Regions from separate parts of the Homo sapiens genome. Here region 1 is linked to region 2. Evidence: chromatin loops called from intact Hi-C (ENCODE). Cell type or tissue: ascending aorta. All regions are shown on one strand. Each heading gives the region's core, and the rest is flanking DNA. Links, peaks and the distances in the headings are about the cores only.

Region 1 (8,350 bases), core at 1,629-6,628, 120 kb before region 2:
ACAAGAAAAAAAAAAAAGAATATATATATATGTATGTATGTATGTATGTAAACACACACACTAATTTGAGAGGACCCGTAGGGTGTCTGAGCCCAGCCACCTGAGTTTTTAGTACTGTGTTGTCAGGCTCTTCCCAGGCCTCAGGTGTTGTCTTTTGTGCTGTGTGGGGATGCATTGCTGCCTGTATTTATGATCTTTTGCCGTGGTTCTGAGCATTCACCTCACCATGTTTACAAAGAACTGTTTTGTATATAGACATTTTCAGGCACGTGCTTTGCACCAACCCTGCGTGGCTCTTGTCTGTGTTAGCTGTCACGGTGTGCACACTAATCTCTGTTAAAGTTGTCTATGGCTGTTCTACTTGTAAGATAGTTTTCTATTTCCTTCAGTAATGTGTCCACAGTACCCTGTATTTCGAGTTCCATTATACTGAAGTACTCATGTTTTAATAGTGCCTCTCCAAAGGCCTCACCTTGGACAGAGGTCAATCCTTGATGCTCCAGCACAGGTGACGTCACTAATTGTCACTTTCCAGTTTGTTTTTCTCTATTAAGGAAGACATTTTCTAATTGCATCTCCATGGGCTGTGAGACTGTGTGAAGCCGTTTGTGTGGTCTCCATGTAGGTGCTGTGTTCCCGGCACCGCCTTGCTCTGAACACTGGTAATTCCAGGTGCTGCGCTTGGCAGAGGGGTCTCGCCAAAGCGCATGTGTGTGCATGTGTGAACGTGTGTGTCCTTTGCATGGTTGGGCGTGGGTGCCTTGCTAGGGCATCAGCAGGACATTGTGTGTATAGTTACAATGCTTCCAAACTGGAACTCTACATTTTGTATCTTTTAAAGCTCCTATAAGTAAAATAACTATTGGCTTTATTAAAAATATACATTTAATAATACTTTGTATCCTTGTTTAAAATGAACTGCAGAGGACATTATGTCAAAAGCCCTGCCTGACTCATTGCTTTGAAAAGCTGCATACTGAGTTGGTTTTTAGGTCAGCCTGTCCTCTGATTCTAGCAAGGGGAAGACCACTTGGGATATTACGGTGAGCTGAAGTGGATGGGCAGGAGGGAGAACAAGCAGCTACGCCTCCCCTATTGGCTTCCCTAAGGCCCAAGCTGGTTTAGGCCCCTGTGCAGGGGGAGCCAGTGCAGTAGTGAAGGAGACGTCCTCTGCAAGGGTGCAAGCTCTCTGGGTTGGGGTCTACCAACACCCATGTTCCACCAAATGTGGATGCTGTGACTTGCCCAGCCAGCTTGTCCAATGACGAGACCCAAGAATGAGGGCTTGTTTTACCCTCTTCCCAAACCAGGGACCCAATCTATGGCAGAGATACTGTGCCTTACAGGGATAAGAAGGACCTGTCTCTGCCGGCCGCAGTGGCTCACACCTGTAATCCCAGAACTGTAGGTGGCTGAGGCAGGTGGACCACAAGGCCGGGAGATCGAGACCATCCTGGCCAACATGGTGAAACCCCATCTCTACTAAGAATACAAAAATTAGTCGGGCATGGTGGCGTGTGCCTGTAATCCCAGCTACTCAGGAGGCTTAGGCAGAAGAATCGCTTGAACCAGGAAGTCAGAGGTTGCAGTGAGCCGAGATCGCACCACTGCACTCCAGCCTGGCGACAGAACGATGGGGCTGTCTCCAAAAAAAAAAAAAAGCCAGGCACTGTGGCTCACGCCTATAATCCCACCACTTTGAGAGGCTGAGACAGTAGATCATGAGGTCAGGAGTTCAAGACCAGCCTGCCCAACATGGCGAAACCCCATCTCTACTAAAAATACAAAAAATTAGGTGGTATGGTCGCAGGTACCTGTAATCCCAGCTGCTTGGAAGGCTGAGGCAGGAGAACTGCTTGCACCCGGGAGGCAGAGGTTGCAGTGAGCCAAGACTGCTCCACTGCACTCCAGCCTGGGCAACAGAGTGAGACTCTGTCTCAAAAAAGAAAAAGAAAAAAAGAAAAAAACAAAAACAGGACCTGTCTCACTGGATGATGCCATCGTGTTAAGCAGAAGAAAGATAGTATCATGAGACCCACAAATGGAGGGCAGGTCACAGGAGCATTTCAGCTCATTTTCATTTACAGAAAGACAGCACCTCAGTGGAACCTTTTTTGACGACCTGAAGAAAATGGAGTAATGTGGGCATTAATATATAAGCTGCTGGTGTAGGAACCACTCTTCTTTCTGCCAAGGTGCCCTGAAGTTGAGCATGGGGACCAAGTCCCAGAGCCTTCCAAATGCACCTCAGGACAAAGTTGCTCGGTAACGGCCATGTTGCCTGAGAGTGCTCAAGAATACACTGGAAGTTCATATTAAAAAGCTAGCAGGGGCTGGGTGTGCTGGCTCACGCCTGTAATCCCAGCAATTTGGGAGGCTGACCTGGGAGGATTGCTTGAGGCCAGGAGTTCAAGACCAGCCTGGGCAACATAGTGAGACCCCATCTCTTTAAAAAAGCCCATATTTTATTCCAGAGTGTTCCCATTTAACACAAGCACCCAGTTCTCTTGACTAGTTCTGATTCACAGCAGTGCTGGAGGCCAGAGGGCAGAAGTCCCGCAGCTCTGGCTGTGTGCAAATGAGTGGGGAGGGAAGCTGAGCAGATGCTACACCTGAGCTACTACTGCAAGGGCTTCACAGGCCTTGGCCCATCTGAGAAATGGGGGAGGATGCGCAGGCATCTTGAGGTACTTGGGAGGCTTGTGACCTTCCTCTCCCACCTGGGGGCTCCTTGGATAGGGGGCTTCCAGTTTGGAGGCTGAGATGCTGCATGCCAACCATGCGGCTGTGAGGGGATGGCCTTTTGTGCACTGTGTGGCCACTGCTGTGACCTGCCTCCTGTTGTGGAGACAGGAAATAAACCTTCCCAATGATCAGCTTCTCTACTGCCCAAAAGCATGTATGTGGACAGCATGACTGGCTACCTCCCAGCGACAGGTACCCAGGAGTCTGAGGCACCTCCAAGGGTAGACTCTGGAAATAACACATGCACCTAGCCTTACAGCACAGGGGTGAGCTCCTGGGCCCAGGCCTGTGTGTGTCAGTGAGGGGACTGGATGTGGCTTGTACTGGAATATTGACTTGGAGATGTGGGCCTAGGTGAGGGAGAAGGATTGTTTCAGGCGTGTCACATTCATTTCAACATTCACGAATGTCATATAAGGGCTAGGCCCTTGCTAGGAGCCAGGACTGCAAAGATACAGTCCCTGCCTTTAAAACTCAGTATTTTAGGGGAGACAACCCATCTTTCCCATCCTTGATAAGAGAACCACCATCCACCAGCAACCCAGTTGCTCAGGCTGAAATCCCAGAAGATATTCTTCGTTCTTTTATTTCCTCATTCAACTAATCAGCAAGTCCTATAAGTGTATTCCCAAGCACACTCAAATTCCACCATGTTCTGGCCAGGCGCGGTGGCTCACGCCTGTAATCCCAGCACTTTGGGAAGCTGAGGCGGGCGGATCACCCGCGGTCAGGAGTTCGAGACTAGCCTGACCAACATGGTGAAAACCCATCTCTACTAAAAAATACAAAAATTAGCTGGGCATGGTGGCAGGTGCCTATAATCCCAGAGAATCGCTTGAACCTGGGAGGCGGAAGTTGCAGTGAGTTGAGATCTCACCATTGCACTCCACCCTGGGGGACAGAGCAAGACTCCGTCTCAAAAACAAAAAAATTCCACCATGTTCTTACATCTCCACTGCCATCTACCTGGACTTCACCTGGCTCCTGCCTCTCCCCCCACAGCCTCAGGGTTTCCCATGCACCCTCCCCTACTTCCAAGTAGCCTTGCCGTGTGTCCTCCAACTTGCCTGTTGCTCCCAAGGCTGCTTGGGCCTCTCCATCGGTTTTCTGGGGTCAGAGCCCATCTTCCAGCCTGTCTTCGTTTCTCATGATAGCACTCAGCACTCTTCTGGAATTTTGTGTTTGCATTTGTGTCTCACTGGAATGAAGGCCCCATGAGAGCAAGGAGCGAGTCTTGTTCATGGCCACATGTGCAAGGTGCAGGACAGCTCCTGTGACCACCACAGTGCAACTTGAGACAGATGAAAGGACGAGTTGCTGGGGCCAGAACTTACGAATTCTAATACTGAGCAAAAAGACAGAACTAGAGGCCGGGTGCGGTGGCTCACGCCTGTAATCCCAGCACTGTGGGAGGATCACTTGAGCCCAGGAGTTCAAGGCTGCAGTGAGTCGAGATCTTGACACTGCACTCCAGCCTGGGTAATATAGCGAGACTGTCTCTAAAAACGAAAAACAAAAACAACCAGACGAAAACATTCTCGCGTTGGGCTAAAAGAATACTATTAAATACATCATCTGGGCTGTTCCAGGACTGGGAGGGGATTAGCACTACGGTGGAGCTGCGGATAGGCCCAAGCAGGCCTCAAATAAATGTAAAGCTTTTTATTCTCGTGGAAACAGCTATGTACAATGGGGAAAATGTTTTTAAGCATCTAGCAAAGGATTCACGGGGCTCTGGTAATGAAGCCCCGAAACGACAAGACTGGATCGCGCAGGGTAGGGCCAACACCAGGGACAAACCCCCGGCCTCTTGGGGGCGCGGTGAGTAGGTGGCCTCTCCAAGCACCACTCCCGATGTGCGCATGAGCGCAGCCGCCCCTACGCAGCGCGTGCGCACGTGCACTCACCACGTCCATCCCAGACGTGCGGACCCGGGTGTCTGCAAGGTTCAGTCTCCACACCCCAGCGCCCGACCCTGCGCGGGGACATGCGCACAAGCGCGCGTCCTGACCACCCGGACGTGCTGGCCCACACGCACACGCGTGCGCATTACCCCCGCCCCATCCGCGCCTGCGCTCAACCCCGCCTACACCTGCTCCGTGGCCTCCCCGGAGGCGATGAGCCAACCCCGGTAGCTCCAGAGGCGTGGTCCCCTCGCCTTCGCCGGTCAACATGACTCAGCATCCTCGGTGGGCTCGCCTCCTCCCCCGGAACAGCTGTCTAAAATCCATGGGCGTGGAAACGCCACGCCACGCCCCGCTCCCGACTTCTTCAGCTCAGGCCCCAGAACTGACCACCCCACCAGTCCTCTGCCCCAGTCCCTCTGCCTTCACTCCCATGGCCACCTGTGCTCCAGGGCCTGCCTGACCCCTGTCCAGCGGCCCTGAAGTAAGGTCTGTGATGTCTAAATGCCGATACCTCAGTTTCCCCATCTTTAGAACGGGGCTCTTGTTTGGAACTGTGCCCGCCACAGCCTGCAGTAAGTGCTAGCTTCATCAATACTCAGTGGCAGTCAATTGCTTTTCCAGGGCTGCCTTATGCTTGAAATTAAATCTTTGCTATCCAGAGTTAGGACTGTCCCCGGACTTCCTAACTTGCCTCTGCTGTCAGGTGTACCCTCTGGTCCGCTCCTCTCTCAGGGCCACATCATCTTGCTGGGGGCACGTGAAGGTGTCCGGCTCTGCAGCATGTTCTCTTGGAATTTCTGGGCTAGGTTTCCTTTCGATTCTCCTTGGTCAGTCCCTGGCCTGGGGGCATGACCCCTCCCAGCTTCACTACCCCCCAGGATCCTGGGGATTCTGAGCCCTAAGCTCTGCGATCGGCAGGACTTGGCTCAGCATATGGTAGTGATTGTACTGATGGTGATAGACAACAGAATATAAAATGACCTTATGGCCAGGCACAGTGACGCATACCTGTAATCCCAACAGTTTGGGAGGCTGAGGCAGGAAGATCTCTTGAAGCCAGGAATTTGAGACCAGCCTGGGCAACACAGTGCAACTCAGTCTCTACAAATAATAATAATAAGAAAATTAGCCGGGACGGGGTGGTCATGCCTGTAGTTCTAGCTACTCAGGAGACCGAGGTGAGAGAATCGCTTGAGCCCAGAGTTCAAGGCTGCAGTGAGCTATGGTCATGCCACCGCACTCCAGCCTGGGTGACAGAGCGAGACACTGTTTCAACTAATAAGACATAACTGGGATGATGAGGAGTGGAGAAAGGGATTGCCTGCTCCTCCACTTTCCCTCCACCTTTTTCCTAGGACTGAAGAGGAACTGGCAGGAGCACAGGTCTCAGGAAGGAACCAGGCAGCCTGGGTTGATTCTCTAGTTAAGAGCAGAGTGGCTTGTTTCATATTTCTTTCTTTCTATTTTTTTGGAGACAGGGTGTCACTCTGTGACCCAGGCCGGAGTGCAGTGGCATGATCTTGGCTCGCTGCAACCTCTGCCACCCGGGTTCAAGTGATTCTCCTGCCTCAGCCTCCCCAGTAACTGGGATTACAGGTGTCCGCCACCACGCCTGGCTAATTTTTGTAATTTTAGTAGAGACAGGGTTTCACCATGGTGGCCAGACTGGTCTCAAACTCCTGGCTTCAAGTGATCCACCTGCCTCGGCCTCCCAAAGTGTTGGGATTACAGGTGTGAGTCACTGCACCCGGCCTTGTTTCACATTTCTTTCTTTCCTTTTTTTTTGAGACAGAGTCTCGCTCTGTCGCCCAGGCTGGAGTGCAGTGGCATGATTCAGCTCACTGTAAGCTCTGCCTCCTGGGTTCACTCCATTCTCTTGCCTCAGCCTCTCAAGTAGCTGGGATTACAGGTGCCCGCCACCACGTCCAGCTAATTTTTTTGTATTTTTAGTAGAGACGGGGGTTTCACCATGTTGCTCAGGCTGGTCTCGAACTCCTGAACTCGTGATCCACCCACCTCAGCCTCCAAAAGTACTGGGATTACAGGCGTGAGCCACCGTGCCCGGCCTCATTTCACATTTCTTAACCTCTCTGTTAAATGGGGAGGACAACAGGGTATCCTTCATAGGACTGCCATGAGGGATACATGGAAAGGATTTAGCATGGAGCTGTGCACGTAGTAAACCTGGCTGGAGTAGTGGCCGTGTTGGTAGTTTTGTAGTATGATGATGAATGGCTTTGGATTAGTACTTTCTAATCCAAAATGGCTTTGGATTAGACTTTTCTTCTTACTTTTCTGTGCTTTCTCCCTGTAGCCACTGTGATTTATGGCCCACCAGATAGGAACCTAGTTTCCTGCTAACATAGAAAATCCAGGCTGGGCGCGGTGTTGCATGCCTGTAATCCCAGCACTTTGGGAAGCCGAGGTGGGTGGATTACCTTAGGTCAGGAGTTCGAGACTACCCTGGCCAACATGGTGAAACCCCATCTCTACTAAAAATACAAAAATTAGGCCGGGTGCAGTGGCTCACGCCTGTAATCCCAGCACTTTGGGAGGCTGAGGCAGACGGATCACGAGGTCAGGAGATCGAGACCATCCTGGTCAACACAGTGAAACCCCAACTCTACTAAAAATACAAAAATTAGCTGGACGTAGTGTTGCATGCCTGTAATCTCAGCTACTCGGGAGGCTGAAGCAGGAGAATTGCTTGAACCAGGGAGTCGGAGGTTGCAGTGAGCCGAGATGGTGCCACTGCACTCTGGCCTGGTGATAGAGGGAGACTCCATCTCAAAAAAAAAAAAAAAAAAAAAAAATTAGCCTGGTGAGGTGGCGGGTGCCTGTAACCCCAGCTACTAGGGAGGCTGAGGCAAGAGAATTGCTTGAACCTGGGAGGTGGAGGTTGCAGGGAAGCAGAGGTTGCAGTGAGCCAACATCGTGCCATTGCACTCTAGCCTGGGCAACAAGAGTGAAACTTCATCTCAAAAAAAAAGAAGAAAAAAAGAAAATCCATGTAACTGGAGTTTCAAAGTAAATGTGAAATCTGGAATAGTTGAAGCTTCTGGGAATCACAGAGGCCAAGTTGCAGAGGTGTACATTATGGAAGATTAAAAGGCAGGGGAAACCTTTGAAATGGCAATCATCAGAGGCCTCACCTCCTGCCTCTTTCGCAATACCCAAAGCTGTTTCTAGGGTTCCTGGTGGTCGGGAGAGGACACTGGACAAGACTGTGGCAGTGGAAAGGTGAACACCCGTAACATCTTTGGAAAGACTTGGAGTTGTGAATGACAACTGAACTCCAAACAGACACTAAAGGGAATCGTTGGTTTACATTCTAGCTGCAGGTAGAGGTGGCCTGGCCCCAGGAACCTGGGCACTGTGAGATTCACTCTGACATCTCTGTGGGGATCATTCTCTTCGTTATTTTCCTCAAGACCAGGGGCTAGAGCTCAGGTCTGTCCTTTCTGACAGGCAGCTTAACACCATAAAAAGCAGAGACTTTCTGCTGCTGGCTGCAGGGCCCTGGAAAAGGACCCTGTTTAGCTGGCATAAGTTATGTGCTCATCTCTGATGGATTCAGGCAGGGGTAGAAACACGGGTGGGAGAGGATGGTTTTAGACAAAGAACAACAGCCGTCCATCTGGTCACCAAAATAACCTACTAGAAAAAGGCAGTCTCAGTTTGCAGGTGCAGTGCTGCAT
Region 2 (8,350 bases), core at 2,000-6,999:
TTCGACAAGGGTAAAAACTGTCATAGGCTAAGGAGAAAGAAGTGTGGGTCCCAGAAACTTCCTGTGGAGTTTGGCTGCCATTCCCCTTCCCTCATAACCCGTTATCCAGTCACAGCTGATTGATAAGTGGCCTAGGACTCCATGAGAAAACCCCTGAATTCTGTCAATACCTGGGGTCCATACAGTACAGACAATTAAGGAGGTCTAATGGAAGCTAGATTACAAGGAGGGGCATGAGGGGCTCCTTAAAAAATCACCATTGTAGGCTGGGCTTGGTGGCTCACGCCTGTAATCCCAGCACTCTGGGAGGCCGAGGCGGGTGGATCACCTGAGGTCAGGAGTTTGAGACCAGCCTGGCCAACATGGTGAAACCCCGTCTCTCCAAAAAAAAAAAAAAAAAAAAAAAAAAAAAATATATATATATATATATATATAGACACACACACACACACACATACATATACATATATATACACATATATATACATACATATATATACACACACATACATATATATACACACACATACACACACACACACACGTGCACACACAAAAGTTAGCCAGGCATGGTGGTGGATGCCTGTAATTCCAGCTACTTGGGAGGCTGAGGCAGGAGAATGGCTTGAACCTGGGAGGCGGAGGTTGCAGTGGTTGCGGTGAGCCGATATCACGCCATTGCACTCCAGCCTAGGCAACAAGAATGAAACTCCGTCTCAAAACAAAAAACAAACAAAAAATCACCATGGCGTGGACAGAGTCTGGGTAGGGTCAGCTCCTGGGTTCTGGGAAGATGATGATGATGATGGTTCAGGACATGGTGCAAGACTAGATTGAACATGTCCTGTTCTGGCCTCCAAGTGTGTCTTTGCTTAACAAAGGGAAGACCAGTTAACTTGAGAGGATGATAAACTGGAAGCCACAGTGTAGTGAAACCCCTCCTTTGGAACAGTGGGACTCAGGCAGCGGTGTGTGGAGCCAGCTTATCCCAGCTTGCAAGAACTGGTTATACCCATTTCTTTCCAGCTCAGTTCAGTGGCCCCATCTTTATAGCTTGAAATTGGCCATGCTGGGAGTATTTATACCATGGTAATTGGCAAATGCTACACATCAGGGCTCCTGATTTATACAAATTCCTCCCCAGAGAGCTGGTTGTTAGACATTTACCAGCACACCACTGGACTCAGGAGGAAAATGCCCAGAGAGAGGTGAACACAAAGAACATTCCTGCAACAGGGGAGGACAGAGGGGGAATCAGTGGGGGCTGGACATTGAGTCCATGGACAGTGCTTTAAATCCCTTGAGAGAGCCCCATCCCCATCCTTCTCCTGGACTGTGCATCTCAGACAGAAGGAGCCAGTCTGTTGAGATCACTCAATACCCCTGGAGTGAGGAGATAGAAGATGGGGTCAGGGGGACATTTGGGTAATGTAGAGATGAGACCCCACAATTCTGCAGACTACTTCAAATCCACCTAACATCACAATAGTCTGATTCCCAAGCCATTCATTAAATCTTTTGAATATAACTGCTTAATGTATTTCCCACTTCAAGGATGTACTTAAACTATTCTAATGGTAAATATCAAACATTTTAGGTTGTTTCTGGGTTTTGTAGTTGTCATTTATTACTAGTAGAGCAAGTAATAGGTTTTAGCTGACCCTGGATGTGAATATAGTTTAAATCTTGAAAGCTCTAAGTGGGCAGGTGGGGAAAGAACAGTTGTTATTATTATTATTATTATTATTATTATTATTATTATTATTATTATTATTCTGGAGGCAGGGTATTGCTGTGTCACCCAGGCTGGAATGCAGTGGTGTCATCTTGGCTCACTGCAACCTCTGCCTCCTGGGTTCAAGCGATTCTTGTGCCTCAGCCTCCCAAGTAGCTGGGATTACAGGCGTGCACGACTACACCCAGCTAATTTTTGTATTTGTATTTTAATAGAGACAGGGTTTCGCTATGTTGGCCAGGCTGGTCTCAAACTCCTGAGCTCAAGTGATCCGCCCGTCTCAGCCTCCCAGTGTTCTGGGATTACAGGAGTGAGCCACCGTGCCCAGCCAGAACAGTTATTAAATACTTGACTTTATTGTTTTTGTAGAGACAGGGTCTTGCTCTGTCACCCAGGCTAGAGTGTGGTGGCACAGTTATAGCTCACTGTAACCTCAGACTCCTGGGCTCAAGTAATCCTCCCGCCTCTGTCTCCCGAACAGCTGAACTACAAGTGCCCGTCACCGCGCCAGTTTAATTTTTTGTTTTTTATTGTAGAGATGAATCTCGTTCTGTTGTCTAGGCTGAAGTGCAGTGGTGCCCTCACTGCTCACTGTAGCCTTGACCTCCTGGGCTCAAGCATCCTCCCGCCTTAGATTCCCAAAATACCTGGGACTACAGGCATGTGCCACCATTGGCAGCTAATTTTTAATGTTTTGTAGGGATGGAATCTCACTATGTTTCCCAGACTGGTCTTGAACTCTTGGCCTTAAGCAATCCTCCCATACTGGCCTCTCAAAGCACTGGGATTACATCACACTCAGCCCAACAGCTGCCTTTAAATGCAGAGAGCTCCCTTTGAGCATCTTTTCAGAAGGCTGGAGATCCTAGGACAGAATAGATCAGGGGTCCCCAACCCCTGGGCCACAGACCAGTATACCACCGCCTGTTAGGAACTGGGCCACACAGCAGGAGGTGAGCAGAGGCGAGGGAGCATTACCACCTGAGTCCCACCACGATTCTCACAGAAGCACGAAGCCTATTGTGAACTGCGCATGCGAAGGACCTAGGCTGTGTGCTCCTTATGAGAATCTAATGCCTGATGATCTGTCACTGTCTCCCATCACCCCCAGATGGGACCGTCTAGTTGCAGGAAAACAAGCACAGGGCTCCCACTCTTTCTATGGTATAGTGAGTTGTATAATTATTTCATTATATATTACAATGTAATAATAATAGAAATAAAGTGCACAATAAATATAATGCCCTTGAATCATCCTGAAGCCATTCCCACCCTCCCCATCCCTGTCTGTGGAAAAATTGTCTTCCACAAAACCAGTCCCTGGTGCCAAAAAGGTTGGGGACCGCTGTAGATTACCTAAATGATGTTGGGATTATACGACACGGTTGTGATTGGATTATTGTCTGCATTTTTGATAACTTCCCTTGAATAGATGTTTAGCAGCAGTATTACTGCTTCTAAGTTTCGTGTTCGTTTGTGCGGATGTTGACACCGCCAAACTGCTCTTCCCAAAAGGATATCCCAATTTGCACTCATACCAGTAGCATATGTGCAACTGTTTCACCACAGTCCTGCCAATATTGTAATTTTTAAATAGTAGATAATGCAGTCCATGAAATGTGATATGACTGAACTGGCTTTTCCTTTCTCATTTGAAAGGTAGACCATTTTTCATGTCCTGGCTTCCCTGGGTATTTGCTCTCCCAAATGCTGGCTTCTAGACCCCGCACGGAGTCTCATGCCTGTAATCTCAGCGTTTTGTGTGGTGGTGTGCGCCTGTACTCCTACGTACTCAGGAGTCCGAGGTGGGAGGATTGCTTGAGCCCAGGAGGTTGAGACTCTGGGGTGTGTGTGATCACTGTGAGCTGTGATCACACCACTGTACTCCAGCCTGGGGGACAGAGCGACACCTTGTCTGAAAAAAACAAAACAGCGCAACTCCCCCACCCTCCGCGCACACGAAATGCTTGCTTCCACTTCCCCTACCCTGGTGGGGCAGGGGCTGGAACTCCGCAGGCTATGGGAAGGTGCTGGGGTTAGCGGCCCCAGCGGGTGCTCAGTGGTGTTGAGGCCACACTGCCCTGGGCGGTCTGGCCGGGACAGTTCCCGTGCGGGCTCCCTGCGCGCTGAGCCACTGTAGGCGCCTTCCCGAAAATCTCTGAGCAGAGAGGGCCTGGAAAACAGTACTCTCTCACGCAACACTTTTCTTGGATCCATCAGGCCCTGACAGATAACGGTTTGGTTTTCTTCCCTATAGCCGTGTGACTTGTACAAGGGATTTTAGTTGTGTCCTTGGGCACGAAGCCCTAGTCACCTCTCGATTCCCCACCTATGTGGCCCCTATGGCCCCGCTGGTTCCAGGACCTCCCCTCGAAGCCTCACCCACCACCCTGGATGCAGGTGCTGGAAAAGGGAGGAGTCCCCATATTTCACGGGGACTGCCTGTGATGGCCACAGGGGAGGCTCGCCGCCCACCGGCTCTGAGCCTGAGGCCTGCTTCTAGCCTGGCCTTGGGGGCCTGGGCGAAGCGACCCAGCGCGAGGACCAGTCCCCAACCAACCCGCTCCTAGTTCTGGGCGCCTTCCCCAGCAGTCAGATGGGGGCTTCAGAGGCCGGTGCGCGGCCACATGGCCCCGGGCCAGGCAGGGGGTCGTGGGGACGCATCTGCGCTAGGCGCACAGTATTCCTGGGCGCGGGACGGGCGAAGCGCCGTGGGTTCCAAGCTGAGCTGGGTCGGCCCTGCAGCGCCGGAGAGCAAGGCGGCGCAGGGAAGGGAGATGGGGCGGGATGTGGGGAAAGCTGTCGACTGCTTGGATCTCTCCGGCCCGGATGGCGCCAGCTGCCTCCAGCTCAGCCTGCGGAAATCCGAGCTCTTCCCAGCGGCCCGACGGCCCGGGCGCCCCGCAGACCCTGGGCTCTCCCCGCGGTGCCTCCGCCGCCCGCCCCTGCGTCCTGGCCCGGCCTCCACGCCCCTCCGAGGTCCCGGCGCAGCGCGGCCGCCGCCACTCCCCCCACATTCCAGAGGCCGCAGCGCCGTCTCCTTCCTCGCATTCCTGCCCCCGCAAAGGAGTCCCTCCGCCCCGCGCGAGGCCGCGGCGAGGAGGGGGCGCGGCCCGGCGCCTGGGAGCTTACATTCCTCCGCCGCGCGCGCCGCCGAGCAGGGCGCCGCGTCCCCCGGCCCGCGCGTGGCCGCCGGAACGACCCCGGCCCGGCGCCGGCCCCGCCCCGCCCCGCGCCCAGGGGTCCCGGGGCGGGCTCCGGGCTTCGGGCGGACGATGCGGCGGCCCGGCCGGAGCGGCGGCGGGAAGCGGAGGCGGAGGTGACGCGCCAGGGCCGGCGGGCCGGGCCATGCAGCGCTCCAGGGCGGGCGCGGACGAGGCGGCCCTACTCCTGGCCGGGCTGGCCCTGCGGGAGCTGGAGCCCGGGTGCGGCTCTCCCGGTCGGGGGCGGCGGGGGCCGCGGCCTGGGCCTGGAGACGAGGCGGCGCCCGCGCTGGGCCGCAGAGGGAAGGGCAGCGGCGGCCCCGAGGCCGGGGCGGACGGACTGAGCCGCGGGGAGCGGGGTCCCCGGCGCGCGGCGGTTCCGGAGCTCAGCGCGCAGCCTGCGGGCAGCCCACGGGCCAGCCTGGCGGGGTCCGACGGCGGCGGCGGTGGCGGCAGCGCCCGATCCAGCGGCATCAGCCTGGGCTACGACCAGCGCCACGGCAGCCCGCGCTCCGGTCGCTCGGACCCGCGTCCCGGTCCCGGGCCGCCTTCGGTGGGCAGCGCCCGCTCCAGCGTTTCCAGCCTCGGCTCCCGGGGCTCGGCCGGCGCCTACGCTGACTTCCTCCCGCCCGGCGCCTGCCCCGCGCCCGCTCGCTCCCCGGAGCCTGCGGGGCCGGCTCCCTTCCCGCTGCCTGCACTCCCGCTGCCCCCTGGCCGGGAGGGCGGCCCAAGCGCGGCCGAGCGGCGGCTGGAGGCGCTCACCCGGGAGCTGGAGCGGGCGCTCGAGGCGCGCACGGCGCGGGACTACTTCGGTGAGCTCGCTCGGCCCGGCAGTTCCCTGCGCGCATGGCTGGGGTCCGGGGTTCCGAGACTGCCTCGGGTAGGCGGCCGGATCAGCGGAGGAGAGCACGGGGCTGGCTGGGGGTGCAGCAGTGCACGGGGTTGGGACGAGGAAGGTGCATCCCCTGGGGACTGGGGAGCGCAAAGGGTGAGTGAGTGCGCCTGGATCCCCAGCAGCGGCTTCACCCCTGCCTCTGGGTCCCCCGACACACGAGGGGTTCTGGCCGAGTGAGTTGATGTGCGGTTCCTAACTTAACAGGCAAGTCAGGTTCATGGGCACACTGAGCCATTTTCTGATAATTTTTTCTTCTTTCTTCTTTTTTTTTTTTCTTTCTTCTTTTTTTTTTTTTTTTGAGACAGGGTCTTCCTCTGTCGCCGAGACTGGAGTGCAGCGGCGCGTCCTCGGCTTACTGTAGCCGTCGCCTCTCAAGCTGAAGCGATCCTCTCGCCTCAGCCTCCCGAGAAGCTGGGACTACAGGTGCACACCACCATGCCCAGCTTTTCTTCTTCTTACTTTTTTTTTTTTTTTTTTTTTGTAGAGACAGAGTCTCCCTATGTTGCCCAGGCTGGTCTTAAACTCCTGGGCTCAAGCGATCCGCCCTCCTCGGCCTCCCAAGGTGCTAGGATTACAGGCTTGAGCCAGTGCGCCCGGCCTGATCTTTTCTTCTTTGCGTTTGGTGCTCTCATTCTATCTGATCCTTTCATGCTTCGTGATGAGCAGAAAGGGGTGCTTCCCCGTCTGCCCCGCCACGGTATGGGTGTGGACAGCAACCGGGAGATGGAGTGGCCCAGGTACCACCGGATACCGCCTGACCCAGGCTTTGGTGATGGTAGCGGCTGGAGAGGGAGACTGTGTGAGGGAAGAAAAGCCCACTTTGCGGGAGAGGGGAACCGTGCCAGTCACACGGGGCTGCCCTCGCCCGGACTGTGCTGTGGACATAGGATGTTTCCTAAAGGAATCCTGCTGCAGGTGCATCTGCAAAGCCCAGCAGCCTCACAGCCTCCACTTCCCAGTGTGGCCCAGGCCCCCTGATCTCTAGTTCTTGGGACAGCTCTTGGGGTGAGATTGTGAGCGGGGCAGAGGTATACTGTGGGGCCTGGGGCGAGAACTTCCCAACCCGCCTTCTGTATTAAGCACCTGGCTTTGGTGGATGGATGGTCACCATGCCTGGGACCGTGGCTGTCCTGGGGTTTGTGTCTTTGAGCGTTCAATGGTGTCAGCAGCTCACGGCTGCCCTGAACTGGATCTTTTTTTTTTTTTTTTTTTTTTTTTTTTGAGACGGAATCTCGCTCTGTCGCCAGGCTGGAGTGCAGTGGCGTGATCTTGGCTCACTGCAACCTCCGACTCCCTGGTTCAAGCGATTCTCCTGCCTCAGCCTCCCCAGTAGCTGGGATTACAGGCATGCGCCACCACGCCCAGCTAATTTTTGTATTTTTAGTAGAGGCGGGGTTTCACCATGTTGGCCAGGATGGTCTTGATCTCCTGACCTCATGATCCGCCTGCCTCAGCCTCCCAAAATGTTGGGATTACAGGCGTGAGCCACCGTGCCCGGCCCTGAACTGGATCTTGAGGGGTGAGGAGTCTGTCAGTGAGGGGCCAGGTGGGGGCATTCCAGAGAGAGGGAAGAATGAGCAGAGGAGGCCAGGCGGGATGAGAGATTGCCCCGCTCTTCCCCCTGGGGTTGCAGCCCAGAGGGCTCAGGTGGTCGAGGGCATATGTGGGCTAAGAGGAGGTGCGCCTGCTTTGGGATGGAGAGCGCCTCCCATCTGTGAGGTCATGGTGAGACTCTGTGGCTGGGCAGGTCTCGTGGCGCCTGTTGGATGGCCTGGGAGCAGGGAGATGTGCCAGGAGCTGTCATCTCCCGTGTCAGGCAGGTGCCAGGAAGAGAGGCTGGGGCTGAGTTTTGAAGGGCATGCTTTCCAGTGCCCTCTGCAGGGGAGAGTGCCCATTTCCCGGCCCCTGTGTACTGCAGAGCCCGGGGGAGGGGGGTGTTCTGTAGACACCCCTGAATCTTTATATGATATAGGGGTGGCTGAGGTCCCAGGCAGGTAATGTGGAGATGATACAAGAAGGTAGGGTGTGGTGGCACATTTTTTTTCTGAGGAGCTGCTAGGCCGGGTGCGGTGGCTCACACCTGTAATCCCAGCACTTTGGGAGGCTGAGGTGGGAGGAGCACTTGAACCCAGGAGTTCCAGGCTGCAACGAGCTATGATCGTGCCACTGCACTCTGGCCTGGATGACAGAGTGAGATCCTGTCTTTTCTTTAAAAAAAAAAAAAAAAAAAAGCTGCTCAGATCGGGCTGTTGTAGCGCCCTGAGAGTGTTAGAGGAGTGATGATAGACCTTTTTTATTTTGTTTTCAAGAAAAACTAGAAATTGAGATTCAGTAATACTTTCCTGATTTTGTTTACTTTATTTTTTTAAACTTTTTTGAGACGGAGTCTTGCTCTGTCGCCCAGGCTGGAGTGCAATGGTGCGATCTCAGCTCACTGCAGCCTCCACCTCCGGGTTCAAGTGATTCTCCTGGCTCAGCCTCCCCAGTAGCTGGGATTACAGGTGCGTACCGCCATGC

The links. Hi-C counts contacts between places; a loop is a spot of excess contacts. Peaks named below come from ENCODE experiments on the same cell type or tissue, not always from the same donor. Only the 100,000 strongest peaks of a DNase experiment are listed, where the experiment ranks them.
Region 1: it touches region 2 in a loop (3.0-fold over the local background); 3 of 110 quality-filtered maps call a loop at or near these places.

The regions. Positions count from the first base shown.
Region 1 is chr19:34,354,673-34,363,022 of GRCh38, forward strand. GARRE1 (granule associated Rac and RHOG effector 1) reads left to right here. Exons shown (of 14, transcript NM_014686.5): 14 at 1-894. It also overlaps a transcript of GPI not described here. Among named protein-coding and RNA genes, the nearest start is that of GPI, 6.3 kb to the right of the region's middle. RefSeq lists an enhancer at 5,248-5,854. In ascending aorta, for the core only: a CTCF peak has its summit at 4,530 (motif pointing right); a DNase peak (open chromatin) is centred at 4,759; H3K4me3 peaks cover 1,584 bases; H3K27ac peaks cover 2,344 bases.
Region 2 is chr19:34,476,892-34,485,241 of GRCh38, forward strand. WTIP (WT1 interacting protein) reads left to right here and starts at 4,867. Exons shown (of 8, transcript NM_001080436.2): 1 at 4,867-5,750. The coding sequence starts at 5,084. RefSeq lists enhancers at 3,940-4,594, 4,595-5,250, 5,251-5,905. In ascending aorta, for the core only: no CTCF peak of the experiment used is centred there; DNase peaks (open chromatin) are centred at 4,740 and 5,090; H3K4me3 peaks cover 3,290 bases; H3K27ac peaks cover 3,123 bases.